Regions from separate parts of the Mus musculus genome. Here region 2 is linked to region 1. The links are chromatin loops, found by intact Hi-C in ENCODE. Cell type or tissue: heart. All regions are shown on one strand. Links, peaks and the distances in the headings refer to the core of each region. The heading gives the core; the rest is flanking DNA.

Region 1 (8,328 bases), core at 320-8,319:
TTGGATCATGATCTTCTTGGAAGATACTTATTAGGGCCATTTGTTGACAACATTAAGAATTAACAAATTATGTTGTTAAAGCATAACAAAAGTTTAATGGTCTCATTAGGGGACTATAAAGTCTGTAACTTAAGAGAGAAGTATTGTGGTGTTGGAAAGCACGACATATTTACAAAAGGACTCCTCAGAGTCTAATTTCTAGAACTGAGGCAAAGCTCGGCTATTGTGGTCAAAAGAATTACAATAAAACAGTAACAGAGAGAAACAAAATCCTTTTATATTTGGTGACAGTAAGTGCCCCTCCTCCATGGTGTGAATGTAAATATATCAAGTTAGCTTTTTAAAGTTAAAAATTGAACATAAAGGAGAGACAGTCTCCTTCCTTTCTTTTTTTTCTTTCTCTTTCTTTCTTTCTTTCTTTCTTTCTTTCTTTCTTTCTTTCTTTCTTTCTCTCTTCTTTATCTTTCTTTCTGCCTTTCTTTCTCTCTTTATCTTTCTTTCTTCCTTATCTCTCTTTCTCTCTCTCTTCTTTCTTTCTTTCTTTCTTTCTTTCTTTCTTTCTTCTTTATCTTTCTTTCTGCCTGCCTCTCTCTCTTTCTTTCTTTCTTTCTTTCTTTCTTTCTTTCTTTCTTTCTCTCTCTCTCTCTCTCTCTCTCTTTCTTTCTCTCTCTCTCTTTCTTTCTTTCCCTTCCTTCCTTCCTTCCTTCCTCTCTTCTTTATCTTTCTTTCTTCCTTCTTTTCTTTCTTTCTCTCTTTCTTCCTTCCTTCCTTTCTTTCTTTCTTTCTTTCTTTCTTTCTTTCTTTCTTTCTTTCTTTTTTCCTCTCTTTTTGTTTAAAACAGAGGGTTTCTGTTTGTTTCTATGTTTGTTTGATAGCTGGTATGGGAAAACAGTAGGGGCTTCTGGGTCACAGACAGGTCCTTGAAGGCACTCTTTTCCCAGGAGAATTCTGCTCCTTACAGTCTGCAGGAGTGCACCCATGGGACTCTGTAGAAGGGAATGGAGATCAGTGCTGGCTCTAGCATGCATGATGAGGTGAAGTGCTGGTCTAAAGTGCCAGCAGCCAATTTGTACAAAGAAAAGAAAAGAAAAGAAAAGAAAAGAAAAGAAAAGAAAAGAAAAGAAAAGAAAAGACAGTTTGGGGGAGGAGCAGAGAGCAAGTTTTTGGTAAGGAGAGAAACCACTTGACCGTTGGGAGGTCTGATCATCTTTGTCATAAAGGCGAGCTGAGACCATTTCATGTAGTTCCACTAAATCCGGGCTGAAGTATGTCTGGGTCTGAAATATCTGTATAACTGTGGAAAGAATTCTGACTTGGGAGCTGCAGACTCTGGGTTCCAGAGCTTGATCTGTCAGAGTGGGACACTTTAAAGACAGCCCTCAGCCACTGTTTTCTTGTATATATAGTGAGTACTCTTTCTTAGATCCTAAGATGTGAGTTATCTTAGCCTGTGAATTTGTTTTGTATGTTGAGTGTGGATATACATTCCCAGAGGCAGAAAAACGCAGCCTGTGAAACTTCGGAGCCAGTGCAAGTGGACAGGGTAGGGCTTACTTATTGATGCTCGTAGGTCAGCGAGGCTAATCCTGGGAAGCTTTCTGGGGCTCCTAGGAGAACCTTTATTTGCTGGCGGGGAGCTTGGCTTTTGTGTCTGTTGTAGGGTACTAGGGGTGGGAGTGTCAAGAATCAGTTCTAGAAGGAGCCCGAGGCTGTGGATTTGCCCTGCCCACCTCACTCAACCAGCAGAGGCTCCGGAACACTGGATGCTCTTGGCTTACCATTAGCCAAGTTCATTACCAGCCACAGCATCAGGGTGGTGCAACAACAGGTCTGAAGGTCTGAGCTCAGACTTGATCCTACCAGCTTCAGCACAGAAGGCCCATGTCTCTGAAATTCGAAGCCATGTGGCCTGAAACAAAAGTGTTTCCACAGGCCCCCACCCCGCTCTGTGAAGCTGTTCTGTCTCCCTGGAGGCCTAGCACCCAGAAACACACACACACACACACACACACACACACACACACACACACACACATTGCAAGATACAGGATATAGAACTGACCATGAAAAGCCCAACTGAGACCAGAAACTCCCAGTCTGGGACTCTCAACATTCCTTCGAAAACCCTTCAGTCCCTGGGGACAAAGGCTTAGGAGGGAGCCCTGTGTTGACGCTCAGTTTATTAGGAGGGATGGTTTCCTTTAGAGGGGGAGGGGAAACAGCTGTGATTTTAAAACACCACCTTTCCCTTTTAAATTGGTTTTTGTATTCTTTGACACAAACAGCGATTTCAGTGAGCAGCAAAAGACACAGCATCGGAAGAGAAAAGAATAAGTACCAATGGGGACATGGATGTCAGCACCCTGCACAGATAAGGTGCCTAACTGGAGAGAAGTCAGGTAGAAGGCAGAGGGGGCTGTGCAAGCTATAAACCCTCCTGCCCTCAGACATGGAGGGCTTGCTGGGAACGTGCAGTTGAACATAATCTCCACGAGGGGAACCTGCCTTTCTCTTTCCTGATTGGTTTGTTTCAGCTTTGTCTACCTTTTGCAAGAATCCAAACCCATTAGTATCACTCTGAGGAATACTGAGAACTCCAACCCCTGGAGGCTTTCTTACATCCCTGTCCCAGAAGGAGCATCCTCCAACAGGCTCACTGCTTTCTTCTCCATGAAATGTTAAGATCTCAGGTCACGTTTCTGTCTGGCATGGAGGCCCAGATATTCTGTCTGAATATCTCACCACTTCAGACTTTTCCAATGTACGGAGCTGTTAGGGACCTGTTGCTTTTGAACTTACCAAGGAATCAGCGTCCTTATTTGCGAATAATATCTCAGCTGATGGCAGGAAAGATCACAGAAGTGTTCACACCCAAGCAACTGTTTTAGTTCAAGAAAAGGTAGCTTTGTTTTGATAAAACAAAAAACAAAAAACACTAGCATTCAAGTTGCCCTGAAAATTGCCTGAAGGCAATTTTTGGTGTGCCAAATAAGTTTTACGCCAAGATCAAGTTTCCAGCTTCAGTCAACTGACTTGAAAATGTCCACCTGACGAAAAGCTGTTTGCTACCTCACCTTGCCAGCTCACCTGGCCGGCTAAAGGTTCTTAGGAGAGAGATAGGCAGATGTATGTGTTGTGCTAACTCCTGAATGTCTTTGAGTCTAGGAAATTCTATTAATGGAAGGCACATCCTAGACATTGTGAAGCAATAGCAGAAAATGAAACCACAAATATCTTGATCTCGGTATGAAGGACTTTTTGTTTGTTTGTTTGTTTTCGAGGCAGGGTTTCTCTGTATAGCCCTGGCTGTCCTGGAACTCACTTTGTAGACCAGGCTGGCCTCGAACTCAGAAATCCACCTGCCTTTGCCTCCCAAATGCTGGGATTAAAGGCATGCGTCACCACCGCCCAGCCTGAACCCATTTTTTTTGGGGTGGGGGAGTGGTAAAAATATCTACCCCAATCTACTATCACAAAGTGTTTTGTAGATCAATTTTGAGTTTTATTTTTTTTTAAAAAAACAAGCAGTATGCCTGGGGTTCATAAAATTTATATACAAATATATACACAGACACAAATAATATTAAAATAAAAATCACACGGTTTCTCGTGGTGGCGGCCCTGGCACCCCACAAACATAATGCTAACTTTTCCTTTAAAGAAATTGCTTGGCCCAAGAAGACCACAGTTAGGTAACCACTAATAAAGCTGTAGCCGTTGCCTGCAACATTTCAATTCAGGTTTCAAAAATATATAAATAATTTAATTACAAAAACCCAACAACATTTCCCTCTTTTTTTTTTTTTTTGGCACAGTGAAGCATTGGTTGTTAGCAAAGAAAATGACCATAAGTTTGATTGACAGCTCTCTTACACGCAGCAGTCACTCCTGTGAAAGACACACATTTACACAGCGGGGTCTCAAAACCCCAAACAGTAGTCATCATTTACCCCATGGAGTGGTTCCCTGATGTATTTTTCTTTTTCTTTTTTATGGGTGGGGAAGGTAAATCAGTGGAAGGCGTGACGCAAATAGGAGGGAAAGGAAAGCCTCTATGCGGGAGAGTACAGGCCTGGCCAAGAAATGGAAAAGAACGGCTTTGATCCTCTGTAAAGTTACAAAAGACAAAGGAAACTATTCTGGACTAAGTTAAAACACTTGGGTCAAAATGCTTAACTTTAAGGCACATTTGATGGAGAGTTGAAAAAAAGAAAAACTCTATTCCTCCGGAAAGTGGAAAGTGCACAGCCCTAGAGCCCACATTCCAACCTCCTCAACAAAAGGCGCCCCCAACTCCACCCTGCTCAGCACCCCTTCTGCTGAGCACAGAGCTCCTGTCAAGCTAGCAGAGTCTCCACCGGGTAGGACAGGTGCGGACCGGGACCGCAGGCCGCTGCCGCCTGCAGGGCCGTGGGCAGCCGTAGGGGGCAGTACAGGTGCGCCGCGCCGGCGGTCTCCGGACCTCGGAATGGCTTGGCTGGAGCCGCGGTGGAGAGGGGCGCCAGCAGAAGGGGCGCCGCGGGCTGCACCTCGGTCCCGCGCGACGCCAGCAGCGTAGGCTCGCTTGCGCCGTAAGCACAGAGCGGTAGCAGAGCGCCACCGGGCGCCGCGGGAAGGAGCGCGGGATAGGCGCGCAGCGGCGGGCAGGGAGCGGCGCCCCAGGGTAGCTGCACCCCCAGAGCCGAGTCGCCGTCGCGGCGGCTGCGAAAAGGCTTGCTGAGAATGCTGTCGATGGCGAAGGAGCTGGAGAACTTGCTCGCAGGGCTGGAGCGCTCCTCCTGGCGAGCCGGCGAGCGCGCGATCGGGGAGGAGCGGGCGGCGGGCGCGGGCTGCGGGGTCCCGGCAGGTCCGGGTGGGGCTTCCTCCGGCCGCAGCCCGGACGCGGAGACTGTGGTCCGGTGGCTGAGGCGCTTGCGGCGGCGGCGGAAGACCCCGTCGGCGAAGGTGTATTCGCTGTTGGGGTTGAGCATCCAGTAGTTGTCCTTGCCCCAGGGCCGCGAGGGGTCGCGCAGCACCTTGACGAAACAGTCGTTGAGCGAGAGGTTGTGGCGCACGGAGTTGCGCCAGCCCGTGTAGCTGCCCCGGAAAAAGGGGAACTTGCCCATGAGGTACTCGTTGATCTCGGCCAGTGTCAGGCGTCCGCCCGCGGAGTCGCGGATGGCCATGGCGATGAGAGCGATGTAGGAGTATGGGGGCTTGGGCCGCCGCGTGTACGGCTTGCTGCGCGCGCCCTCGCCGCCGCCCACGCCGCCCGCGCACGGCCCTGCCGCGGAGGCCTGCGTTCTGCTGTCATCAGTTGCCTCCGGACCGTCTTGGGCGCTCGGCCCGCCACTCGAATTCCTCTCGCCGCCGCCACCTTCCAGATCCCCGGCGCCGCTGCCCGCCGCCGGGCTGTTGGCTGCACAGTCCCCGTCTGAGCCTAAGGAGTCGTCACCAGCCGCGGACAGTGGAGATGGCACGTCGCTGCTGCCGGCCCCCTCCAGATCGCTGCCCATTTTGTCCCCGTGGGCTGCGCGTGGGACGAACACCTCCAATTTCATGCCGGCGCTGGTGCTTCCAGTCCGGCACAGTTACCCCTTTCCTGCGAGGTCGTAGGAAGCGAGTGGCGCCCGGAGTGGCGATCCCGTGGCCCGCTGAGTCTGTCTTCTCCTGGGAGGGACCGCTCCTGCGTCTTTCCGAGAGAGACGCTTTTCCGAAAGGTTCTCCTCCGCTGGGATTTTTTTTGGGAGGGGTTTTGATTGTTGGGTGAAGTGAGGAGTGGAGTGATAGAAGTTGGTGCAGTGCTGTCCTTACTCCGAGGTTTAGAGACTTTGAGCGGAAGACAAGCGAGGAATGAGGGGCCACCCTGCGAAGCGGGGGCCAGGACACACCAGCCTTAGGATTTCGTGCTGGGAGGACCGAGCCGGCGCTTATGCTATCGGTCTGGGCGTCCAAAAGTGTTCCTTCGCTGGATGTCTAGGTCTCAGGCACCGACCTGACGTCTGCTGGCGCACCCGCTACTTTTGAGGATAGGACGTCTTCAGCCTCGAGAGCCCATAGAAAGGAGTCTTCGAGGCCGCCGCACCCGCAGCCGCCTTGCCACCCCCGGCTTCCCGGGCAGCATGTCCGCGCTGGCCGGCCGCAGCAGAATCTCGCCTCCACCTTCGGTCCGGCCCAATATAACCCTGCGGCGGCTCCGCGCGGGCGGGGCCTGGGCGCCCACGGCCAGGGGGTGGGGGAACTAGGTGGCCGAGGTGGCCGCGGCTCCCCCCAAGGCGTTCATCAGGCCGAGGCCACGCGGCGGCGCGGCCACAGAGTCTCCGCGGGCGCAGGTTGTTTGTTTTGGGTCTGGCCGGCCCCGCCCTTTCGGTCTCGCCAATGGGGAGCGAGCGCACGGCTAGGGTGTGCGCGCGAGTGTGCGCGCCTGTGCGGCTGCCCCGCCCGCCCCGCTGCGCAGGTAGGAGCTTCTGGCTTCCCGCGGCCACCGAGTGGGTTTCTGCGCCCCCCGGACTCACCAAGACGATTGCTCTCCTATACCTGGTAGAGCTGACACTTTTTGGACGCTCCAGAGAGACACCTAAAAGGGCTTAGGCCGAGGGACTGGTTGCATAGGTCTGGCCGCCGTCCTGAGCTGCGCGCTGCGTGCAGCCTGCGGATTTTTTTGGCAAGGAGAGCCAATATTCTTAGGAAAGGAAATCCCTGGTGATAATTGAATCGCTGAACTGCAGACACCCCGTGGAACAGCCTTTGCATTGACCTCTTTCGTGCCCTTCCTCTTACTTCCTCTCTATGGCCAACTTTACCCCTTGTAACAAGTAAAAACCACGAGCTTGAAATTCTATGATTCTTTTTGGTTGATCGTGCCTCTTGTTTCTTAGCCGGCTTCCGACTTTCACTTTTATTTTGTCATACCTGGCTGGAGGCTCTGGGGGGAAGGAGGCAACGCCCCATACTTTTACCGGGAGGCCGCTTTGCAAGAGAGGTGCCCGGCTCTGCCTGCCTTGAGTCCCTTCCGAAGTCTTGTGACGTGGGCTTTGCCCACAGCCATGCAGTGCCCGGGTCTAGCAATCAACAAGAATCACGGGAGGATGTGTGTTCCTTGGGGCATGAGGCAAAGGCAAGGCGTGTTTATCGCTATTTGTCTGCAACTGTGCTCTAGAACTTGCCTTGGCTTTAGTGGCACGGGTGTCAAACAGGAAAGGAGGCCTCTTCTGCAACTCCTCCGACTCCCTGACAACTCTGTGTCAGTTCTCCAAGGAAAGGGGCCTTGCACTAGGAAGGGTGCACTTTTGACCCTATGCCTACCACGCCAGCTTCCTCCTTCTTCCTGCTTTTGTTGCGAATAATGTTGAGGCTGCGACTATGTGGGAGAGCATGTTTGAAGTTTATTTTATTACTTTCCACCATTTGTGTGGAAAGCATACACAAGCTTCTCTTCTCTTAAGTCAAGAAGCCGTAAAGGCGCTCAGAATGCAGTGGGCATCTTGACAGCCAGCAGGAATCTGATGTTTTGTAGTATGCAGGGAGTAACTGTTTACCACGTGGTGCGTTCCTCCAGCCTCGAAAAACAGCCTCTTTCAAGGGGTTCCTCTTAGCTCCTGCCCGCAAATGGATGGTCCCTAGGTCCTGGCCAGGGGAGTGCGTTGGGATGAGAATTAGCCCAGTGCAAGGTGACAAAGCATTGATTTGGCCAGGGATAAAAGACATTGTTAATGAAGGTTGTCCTTATTTGAACTCAGCGTGCCTGTTTTATGGAGGAGATACATTTAGGAGGGTTAAGACTCAATAGGCAATAGGCAATAGGGAGATTCCAGGCCTAGGAACACCAGTGGCTGCTAATCCACTCACTGCCAGTCCACCTCACTGCCAGTCCCGCACTTCATCCGTCACCACCTCTCACTAGCTGCAGCAGATACTCTCCTTACCTTGATCTTGGTTAGGCGAGGAAATGCCTATTCCTCGTCCCTATTAAGCTGACTGTTGGGTTTGGAGCTTGTGATGGGGGAGGAGAGGAGGATGGAGAATTCTCAGCTGGGGTGAGGGTGGGGCAACTCTTTCTACTTTGAGAGTTCTTTGGGAGGTTGGAATGGCTAGGTAAGATACTACCCATGGACCACTACGACGACTTCGGAGAGGAAGACCCCAGGAGGAAAATGGCTGGGTCCAGCTATCTGGGAAGGGGAAGAGGAACCTGGGAACTAGGATACAGACTCCATCAAGATGGAGTCTTGTCTTTATTTCTTGGCTGTATATCCTATTCTTGCCCCATCGATACCATGTGCTGAGAAAAAAGTTTGTCTTAAGTTAAAAATCACAAATAAAACTCTTCTATGCGGTTGCAGTTGATTT
Region 2 (8,328 bases), core at 267-8,266, 350 kb after region 1:
ATCTAGAACAATGTGAGTAGAGCCTGCATGAAGTGAATCAGTGAGGCTCAATGCTTAGAAGTCGGGCCTGAAAGTGATTTCTTTCAGCTCTTGGGTTCAAAAGTCAGTCCAAGCACTTGGCAGAGTGAGTCAGCAATAAAAGGAGTTCAAGGCCAGCCTGGGAAGCACAGGAAAACCCTCTCAAAAGGCAAATAAATAAACAAATAAATAAGTGTCAACAATTAAGATAAGAAAGCTTCTGTCTAAAACCTCTGCAATTGCAATTTTTCTTACTTCACCAACTTTATCACATAGTTAACTAGGCCCACCCATGACTAACCTTTCAGATTCTTCAGAGAGGGCCCTGGGAGGAGACAGCCACATAGTCTTTTAAGTGGCAAATATAGCTTGTGATGGCTCTGGATTGCTTGAATCCTTTTCCAATTTCCCTGAGTACTCCATTAAAAAACAAACAAACAAACAAACAAAACCAAAAACTCACAAAATCAGAAACTTTTCCAGAAGTCTTATACTGGTTGCTTTTTGCCAATGTGACACATATCTGGGAAGAGAGGGTTTTTTTGTTTGTTTTTTTTTTTGTTTTGTTTTGTTTTTTGTTTTTATTGTCAGGGTGCTCATGTGAACTTTTTTTAATTAGGTATTTTCTTCATTTACATTTCAAATGCTATCCCAAAAGCCCCCCATACCCTCCCCCCTTCCCCAGAAGAGAGTTTTTATTGAGAAATGTCTCCTAATATTGGCCTGTGGGCAAGTGTATGGGTTAATTTCTTGATTAATGGCTGAAATGGGAAGACCCTGGGCATTGTAGATATTACCATCCCTGGGCTGGTGGTCCTGGAGGCTATAAGAAAGCAGGCTGAGCAAGCCATGAGGAGCAAGCCAGTAAGCAGCATCCTTCCATGGCCTCTGCATCAGCTCCTGTCTCCAGCTTTCCTCACTGTTTGAGTTCCTAGCCTGACTTCCCTCAGTGATGGACTGTGGTGTGGAACAGAAAGGGGAATAAACCCTTTCCTTCCCAAGCTGCTTTTAGCCATAGTATTTTATCACAGCAATAGAAATCTTAACTAGGATAAACCCAAAGGGGAAAATTTTGCCATCTAATCTGCAATCAAAACCATATCTTGAAATCCTAATCTCTGTTGAAGCTGAAAGGAAAGCTTCTGGGGAGAGCAGCCCACTGAAGGATGTATAACAGAGCCGCTGGCTTGGGTCTCTGCTTTCTTTCCTTTCCTTCTCTCATACCCCACCCCCTTTCCCCGTTGTGCCCATCAGGCTGTGACTCTGGCTGTTTTGGTATACCTACCTACCTACCTTTCTCTCTTTCTCTCTTTTTCTCTTTCTTTCTTTCTTTCTTTCTTTCTTTCTTTCTTTCTTTCCTTCCTTCTTCCTTTCTTTCTCTTTCTTTCTTTCTTTCCTTCTTCCTTTCTTTCTCTTTCTTTCTTTCTTTCTTTCTTTCTTTCTTTCTTTCTTTCTTTCTTTCTTTCTTTCCCCACTCTGCCTCCTATGTCTCATGCCTACAACACTTTACACAACCACTACTTATTCTTGCTTCTCAAGGCATAGCAAGGCATGCCTAGACCTGTCTGCTGAGCACCCCAATTTTCAGACCATCCAGGCTTTTCTTCTGCCAGAGGGTACATCTGCCTCCTCTTTAGTTACCTAATTTTAACCATTTTTCAAGAACTTTAACCATCTTTCAAGAATCAACTTGGAGCTGGGCGTGGTGGCGCGTGCCTTTAATCCCAGCACTTGGGAGTCAGAGGCAGGCGGATTTCTGAGTTCGAGGCCAGCCTGGTCTACAAAGTGAGTTCCAGGACAGCCAGGGCTATACTGTCGAGGAAAAAAAAAAAAAAGAATCAACTTGGTACTCGAGAGATGGCTCAGGGCTTAAAAGCACGGCTCAGAGGTTAAGAGCACTTGTTCGTCCAGAGGACTCAGGTTTGATTCTCAGCACAACCATACAGAGGCTTATAGCTGTCTGTGATTCCAGCTCCAGTGGATCGGATGCCCCATTCTGGACAGGCACTGCACATACATGATTCATAGACATGTATGAAGGTAAACCACTCAAACAACATCTGTTTTGTTGTTGTTTTGTTGTTGTTTAAAGAACCAAGTCTTGTTTCTTCACAATGCTCCCCCTGGCCTGCCTCTCCTGGGTAGGTTGTTCTCACCAGCTCCTAGGAGGTGACCTTAATGCATTCCCTCAGTGGCTTTGTCAATATCTCTTGGTGAGGAGAAGAGTACTTGTCTGTCTCTTGATGTGTAGCATTCTTGACTAACACACACAGATGCTCAATTACAAATCTGACAAGTTACCTATGCCTTTAAAGCCCCAAAATAATTGTCACAACTATGACCTCAGGAGAGCCAGGAATGTGGAAATTTCAAATAAGGAACCTTCCAGGGATACATGTTACCAAGAAAACTCAGGGTAAGCCAGTCAACTGGCAAGGTCTTCTATATCCAATCCAGGCTAGTGTGTCTTCTTGAGGGAACCCACAGATGTAGTTCCTGCAAGGTCACTCAATTTGGAGGCACTAGTGCACACACAACAGCAACCCGAACCATTTGAGCCCCTTCTAGAACTTTTGCACCAAAGAATTAGCTTGTCTATCAACACAAAGGAATTACACAGAAGTAAGAGAGCCTTGACATCTATTGAGTCCCCTTCCCAATGTCTAATGGCGTAACAGATGGGTCCCAAAGCAGTAGAGTCAGGTGTATTGCCCAAGTGGAATGTGCGGAGGAGAAGAAGTCCAGTCTGCCCCCACCCCCATGGGCTGGCACGTGACATCATTCAGGGCTCAGGTAGACATTCTGCCTTGGAATTTTAAATGCCAGATTCTACTCACCCACCTGTCATTGTGCATGTATTTTTAATTTGTACTTAGAACTTTGTTCTTTCAAAAGTACACATGAAAAACAATGGCTTCAAGACAAGATAGCCATAAAATAGTATCTGTGGCCTCTATCTGTGGTTTATTGTCCAGACAGTGGAAGTTAAAGAATAAAGAACAAAAGAAAGGCTGAGGACAAGTCAATGGCAGACCCCTTATCTTAGCTAGCCTGTGCAAGACTGGTGTTTGATCAGTCTTCCTTGGAATCACAAGGAAGAGATGAAGGGCTAAAGGAAGAGAAGTAGAGAGGAAGGGAATAAAAAGAAATGGTAGAGGGAGAGCAGAAAGGGAAAAGGAAAAGGGGGAAGGAGGAGGAAAAGGAATGCTAAAGCTGCTGCTTTGGGTCAAGGAATGAGGCCCATTTCTGTGGGTCCATGCAATCAAGGGCATTAAGGCTCTATGAAGGGCATCTATGTTTATAAAGCTCCAGCTCTGGTGGGCACCAGGATTGTTCACTACATAGTGGTAAGGAAGGCAGTGGCAGTCAGCAGCTTTACTCTTCAGTGAACACTTATGCTTTTACTTATAATGAATTCTACTGGACAGGTCTATGACTAGGCACAATACTATTGCAACCAGCAATGCAGACTCTGGCTTTGTTTAGAGTAGCCTGTGTGATAAGAGCTGTTGTGGAGCCAAAGGAGCCACGGCCATTGATAAGCTGGTGAAAGGGCTTTGATTCATTCAGAGCTGTAGATCCAGAGGCTGACAATGCTCCCATCCTCCCATATCCCTGAAGCTACTATGTGGCTTCCTGATTGTGTGGCTTCCTAAGGTTTCACTGTTGAAAGTTTCCAGAGTCTGGCCTAGGAAAAGCACAGACGAAGTGGACCCGTGGGTCCAAGATTGTCCAGATGGAAATGCAGGAAGCCATACAAGAGTCTGATGGTGGGGGAAAGTCATGGCATTGAGCATCAGGACCAATATTCTGGCTTTGGGATCTACAGCCTAGTTGTGAGGTTTCAGGTGACTTAGTTTGTTTTCTCAAACTGTATCTGTTTCCCAAGTATCTATGTGCTCTTACTTAGGAAGCTAGATGGTCCCTCTGGTCCTAGGAGGAGCCTCGGTGGGGAACAGGAACCAGGCCACTACTCTCAGTAAAGCTCTGCAGTAACAGAGAACACAGCGATAACAGAAGCTGGGAGAATAAGAAAACATGTAGAAACTGTCCTGGGGTTTTTCCAGTACATTCATCAGCTAAAAAAATAAAAATAAAAAATAGATTTAATCTTTCCTAATTAGAGTAAATATTTGAATCAGAGTGGACAGAAGGGTCCCACGCATAGAAAGGAGTTTACGCAGTTCCCAACTCATGCAAACATTCCATGAGCTATTGAATATACTTACTGAAGAACAGGTCTATGAAGTGAGAGCCTATTACAACTTTTTTTTTCCATAAGGAAAACTTGTAGTGAGTCCTAGAGTGGCCCGCACTTGGGTTCTACTTTGAAGCCCCAGCTTAGTCCTTGCCTGTCTGAGTGACATGAAATTAGATGCTAAAAAATTGAATTATTATTTATTGGTTCACATGTTTCCTTCTCACCTATGTTTCAACCCAGAGGATACTTGTTTATATTTCTGTTCCCCGGTTATGATACACATTCCAATCAGGCGTTCAGGAAATGTTTTACAAATAAAATATCTAAGGGGAGGGGGTAAACCAAAGTTTCATGAGCTTAGTGAATTAAAGAGGTTGGGGTAGCTTATAACATGGAGGTGACAACTCTGCAGTCTGAAACACATTAAAAGTAAGAGTCTTAAAAATCACCCCATTTCCAGCAAGACAGGCTCTGAGATAGTAGAGCCTGCTTCTTCCCTTTAGGTCCCCAGTGAGGCTCTGTGATATCAGAGATAACTACGTCAGAGCAGTCTGGAAGAAAGGGAAAATAACAACTTGGCATGCAGAAACCGCCTGGTTTTTTTCCAACTCGTTCATCAGTAAAAATCTCTCCCCATTCCTAGGCTGGAGTAAAGTGATGAAACCAAGTCTTAAGTCACCCAGGTCTCTCTCTGTTCCTGGAGAGAAGCCAGAGGAGGGAGCAGCAGCCAGAGCTCAAGACACTGCTGTCCTCTTGTGGCCTGCCAGATGCTGTGCTCTCAAATCCACTCAAGAAACCAGAAGCCGCCGGCCTCCCTGGAGCCCAGAAAGCTGCCTTAGAAATGGGGCTTCAAAAAAAAAAAAGAAAAAGAAAAAGAAATGGGGCTTCTTTTCCCAAAGGGCTGAGAGTGAAGAATATCTATGCATGGAACACTGCCCAGCAGGTATTTCTTGCCCAGACTGGGCACGGGTGGATGGAAAGAACCGTTCCTGAGAAGGAAGGCGGCTGCATCTTTGAGTGGAATTTCCCCACCTCTTAGTGCTAGTAGAACTAGCACTAAGTTCAGTCCTTTTGCACAGCACAGTGTATACTGGTGTATTCACTAGGGAGTAATGGGCATTGTTGGTCAGTGAACAAGCTAGAGAAAATAGTGTGTCTCACCTTAACATCTCATGGAATAGAAACAAGTAGCTGAACCAGTCTAGATCCAAACTTCCTTCTTCTAAACTCAGAACTACAGAGCAGCTAATAGTCTACCCTGTCTGACTGTGAGTCCCTTATACTGAGTTTAATAAAGATGTACTTATTTTGTCATGCATTCACTTAACAAACAGCATCAAGTACCAATCATATGCAGGTTGCCTCAGGGACTCATCATATAGGACCACCCTGCACTCTTAGAGTTAGGGCTTGTGTTGTTAGATATCAGAGTTGGGACCCATCTTTCAATATGAAATTCATTCATGTGTCACAGCCCGAGGTAATTTATATAACATTTCCAATGTGCCCGTGTCTGACAGTCATCTATCACTTGAGGTAAAGTATGGAATTTTCCATTTGTGTCATCTTAGTGATGCTAATTTCTAGTTTCAAAAACTCCAGTTGGGGAGTTTCTTGTAATGAGTGCTGCGCACAGAGCAAGCTAAATGTTCTGCATTTTCTAATCCAGGGAGCAAGCTTACTTGCCTAACTCTGGGTCTAACAGCAAAGTCTTTTGTGCCACAGAGAACTCCTTGCTTCAAGGTCCTGTCTGCCTGGCAAGCAGCTCATGAAGGATAGATCCAACAAACACGCTGATGCTCTCCATGCCATAAGAACCCCATTTGAAGACTCCACAAGAATATGTAAAAAGTAGAATCAGTAGGAGAAATACATGAGATTTTCAAAGAACTGTAAGAATATCCAGAAAGATCATAGATACAATCATATGTTTGTATAGACCAGAGGCCTGGACCCCACCCCTAGGGTAGCACAGGGAACTGCAGGTGTTCCCTACCCACCAGTCGCTGCCCATCAGGGAGACACTCCCATGAACCTAAAGTTAGGGGACAATCTATTTGAAAGGCACCATTCAAAGGCAGCGCTGTGTGATGTCCTGAAGGAAGTCACTGGGTACAGAAAAGGTGACTCACGGGCAGATCTGAGAGGCCTATGGGTTATTTTGTCTACACCGAGGGAAGGTTACAATAAGCTGATGTCATTGTGACGGGCATAGTCTGTTTCCTTCTGAAAGAATTCATTTCCAGCAGCAGGGGGTATGTGTTAGATCTTTGTTTACCTTGCAGTGCAATTCCCAGCATTGCCCAGGGAGTTTTGATTTGCCAGCTTTTGTGAAGTAATCCTGAAGGGTAAGAATTCTGTTTCCCTTCCTGATACAAGAAGCCTTTCTTTACTAATTCATGAGAGGAAAAACTATTATCTCCTTATGAATTCTTTTCTGTATACTTCCAAATGAACCCAAAAGAGGAGGGACTGTGGTGCTTTCAATAACAGAAGTCAGTGCTGGTCTCATTTTTAAGATAGTCCACAAAAGGCAAGCATAGCAATAAGATGCCAGGCAACTTGTTCTGAAGAAGTGCTCTGATTTACCCAAGCTGTGTGGTAACTATACAGCAACCAATGAGATATAAATAATTAAGTAAGTAAATAAATAAATAAAGAGTGACACAGACGTGACTTGTGGTGCATGTGTGGAGCTCTTATTGAAAAGCAATAAGCATATAACAGATAGGTATATGACTAGAAATAAAAATAGTGCCATGATTTTTGATCATTTTGATTCTGGATAAATAGGAGCTGATTCTAACCATAATAGATAACTCATCAAATATAGTTCATGTCATTGAGATGTTCTTGAATATAGAATGTAGCTCAGATATATTCGATGTAGATTAGATTAAATATAGTTAATGTAATGTTGTAATAACAGTGACTTAGAAGTAAAAACAGTCAGGCACGGCCACACACTCTTGTGATACCAGCATTTAGGCAGCTGGGCAGGGAGAGTCAGGAAGTTCAAGTGCAGTCAGACTACATAGCAAGAGCTGTGTCAAAAGCCAGCAAATACATAAAAATGAAAGAGATGGGTTTTAAAGTGCAGGAGCTTATGACGGAGAGAATCCTTTCTCCGTCTGTCTTGGTGGTGAGATTTGTCCGTTCTACCACAGCGGCACTGTATTCATTATTAGAATCCTGAATTTCTCAGAATCAACTCTGCATTTCAGCTTTCTTATTGAGAAACAATTAATTGGCCTGGAAGCAACTGTGAATCACCTATTATCCATTATCCTGTTGCTTAGCAAAACCCCAATTTCCTTTCTCATCCTCTCTTGCAGTGCACAGTGAGCATTTGGGTGTTTGTGGGCAAGCGGATCTAAACAGAAAAGCTCTTGTGAAGTGGACAGACGTATCTAAGTTATCCCATGTACTATCAATATCATCCCTTCCATGAGGAGACACAGATAGGATGGCTTGAATGCCAAGCCCACCTTGTGACCATAACAGAAGAACACATACCTTACAGATAGGAGAGTAGGGACCAGAGTGACACATATTTGACCCATGGTGTATATATGGAGATCAGAGGACAACTTGGAGGACTTGGTTTTCTCCTCTACCATGTGGATTTAGGGATTGAACACAAGCTACCAAACTTAGCTGGGGGCAAGTACCCTTACCAACTGAGCCATAGCAGCTCATATGTTCTACCCACACAGGAAGGAAAAGAAGGAAAGGAGGGAAGGGGGAGGATGAGGAAGACAGAGAGGGAGAAAGGAATGGAGATGCAAGGAGGCTTATAGACTCAAACTATACATGTACACAAGCTCACAGAGGGAGGGGGAGAGAGGGGGAAAGAAGACAGACAGAGAGAGACAGAGACAGAGAGACAGAGAGACAGAGAGATGGGGGAGGAGAATACCATACATCCAGAGCTTTTGACATACACATACTTGAGAGTTTTTACTGTACTCATCAATATCTGGAGGACATTTTATGGCAAGAAGGATTTTGTTACATCTTTTATAGAGCATTAACGATTTCTTTAAAATGTTCCTTCAGTGCTGTATATACTGGGCAAGAAATCCTTAATGTTCCTGAATTTGTTTCGG

Evidence for each region. A loop is a pair of places that touch in the nucleus more often than their neighbours do. Peaks named below come from ENCODE experiments on the same cell type or tissue, not always from the same donor. Only the 100,000 strongest peaks of a DNase experiment are listed, where the experiment ranks them.
Region 2: a loop joins it to region 1, with 3 times the contacts of the local background. A loop is called at or near these places in 3 of 42 quality-filtered maps.

Annotation. Positions count from the first base shown.
Region 1 is chr13:31,556,129-31,564,456 of GRCm38, reverse strand. It overlaps Foxq1 (forkhead box Q1), which reads right to left and starts at 6,287. Exons shown (of 1, transcript NM_008239.4): 1 at 3,481-6,287. The coding sequence starts at 5,540. The coding sequence ends at 4,338. In heart, for the core only: a CTCF peak has its summit at 4,415; a DNase peak (open chromatin) is centred at 6,296; H3K4me3 peaks cover 3,270 bases; H3K27ac peaks cover 1,723 bases; H3K27me3 peaks cover 7,165 bases.
Region 2 is chr13:31,204,502-31,212,829 of GRCm38, reverse strand. No RefSeq gene overlaps it. Among named protein-coding and RNA genes, the nearest start is that of 4930401O12Rik, 32 kb to the left of the region's middle. In heart, for the core only: a CTCF peak has its summit at 4,972 (motif pointing left); a DNase peak (open chromatin) is centred at 4,899; H3K27me3 peaks cover 2,567 bases.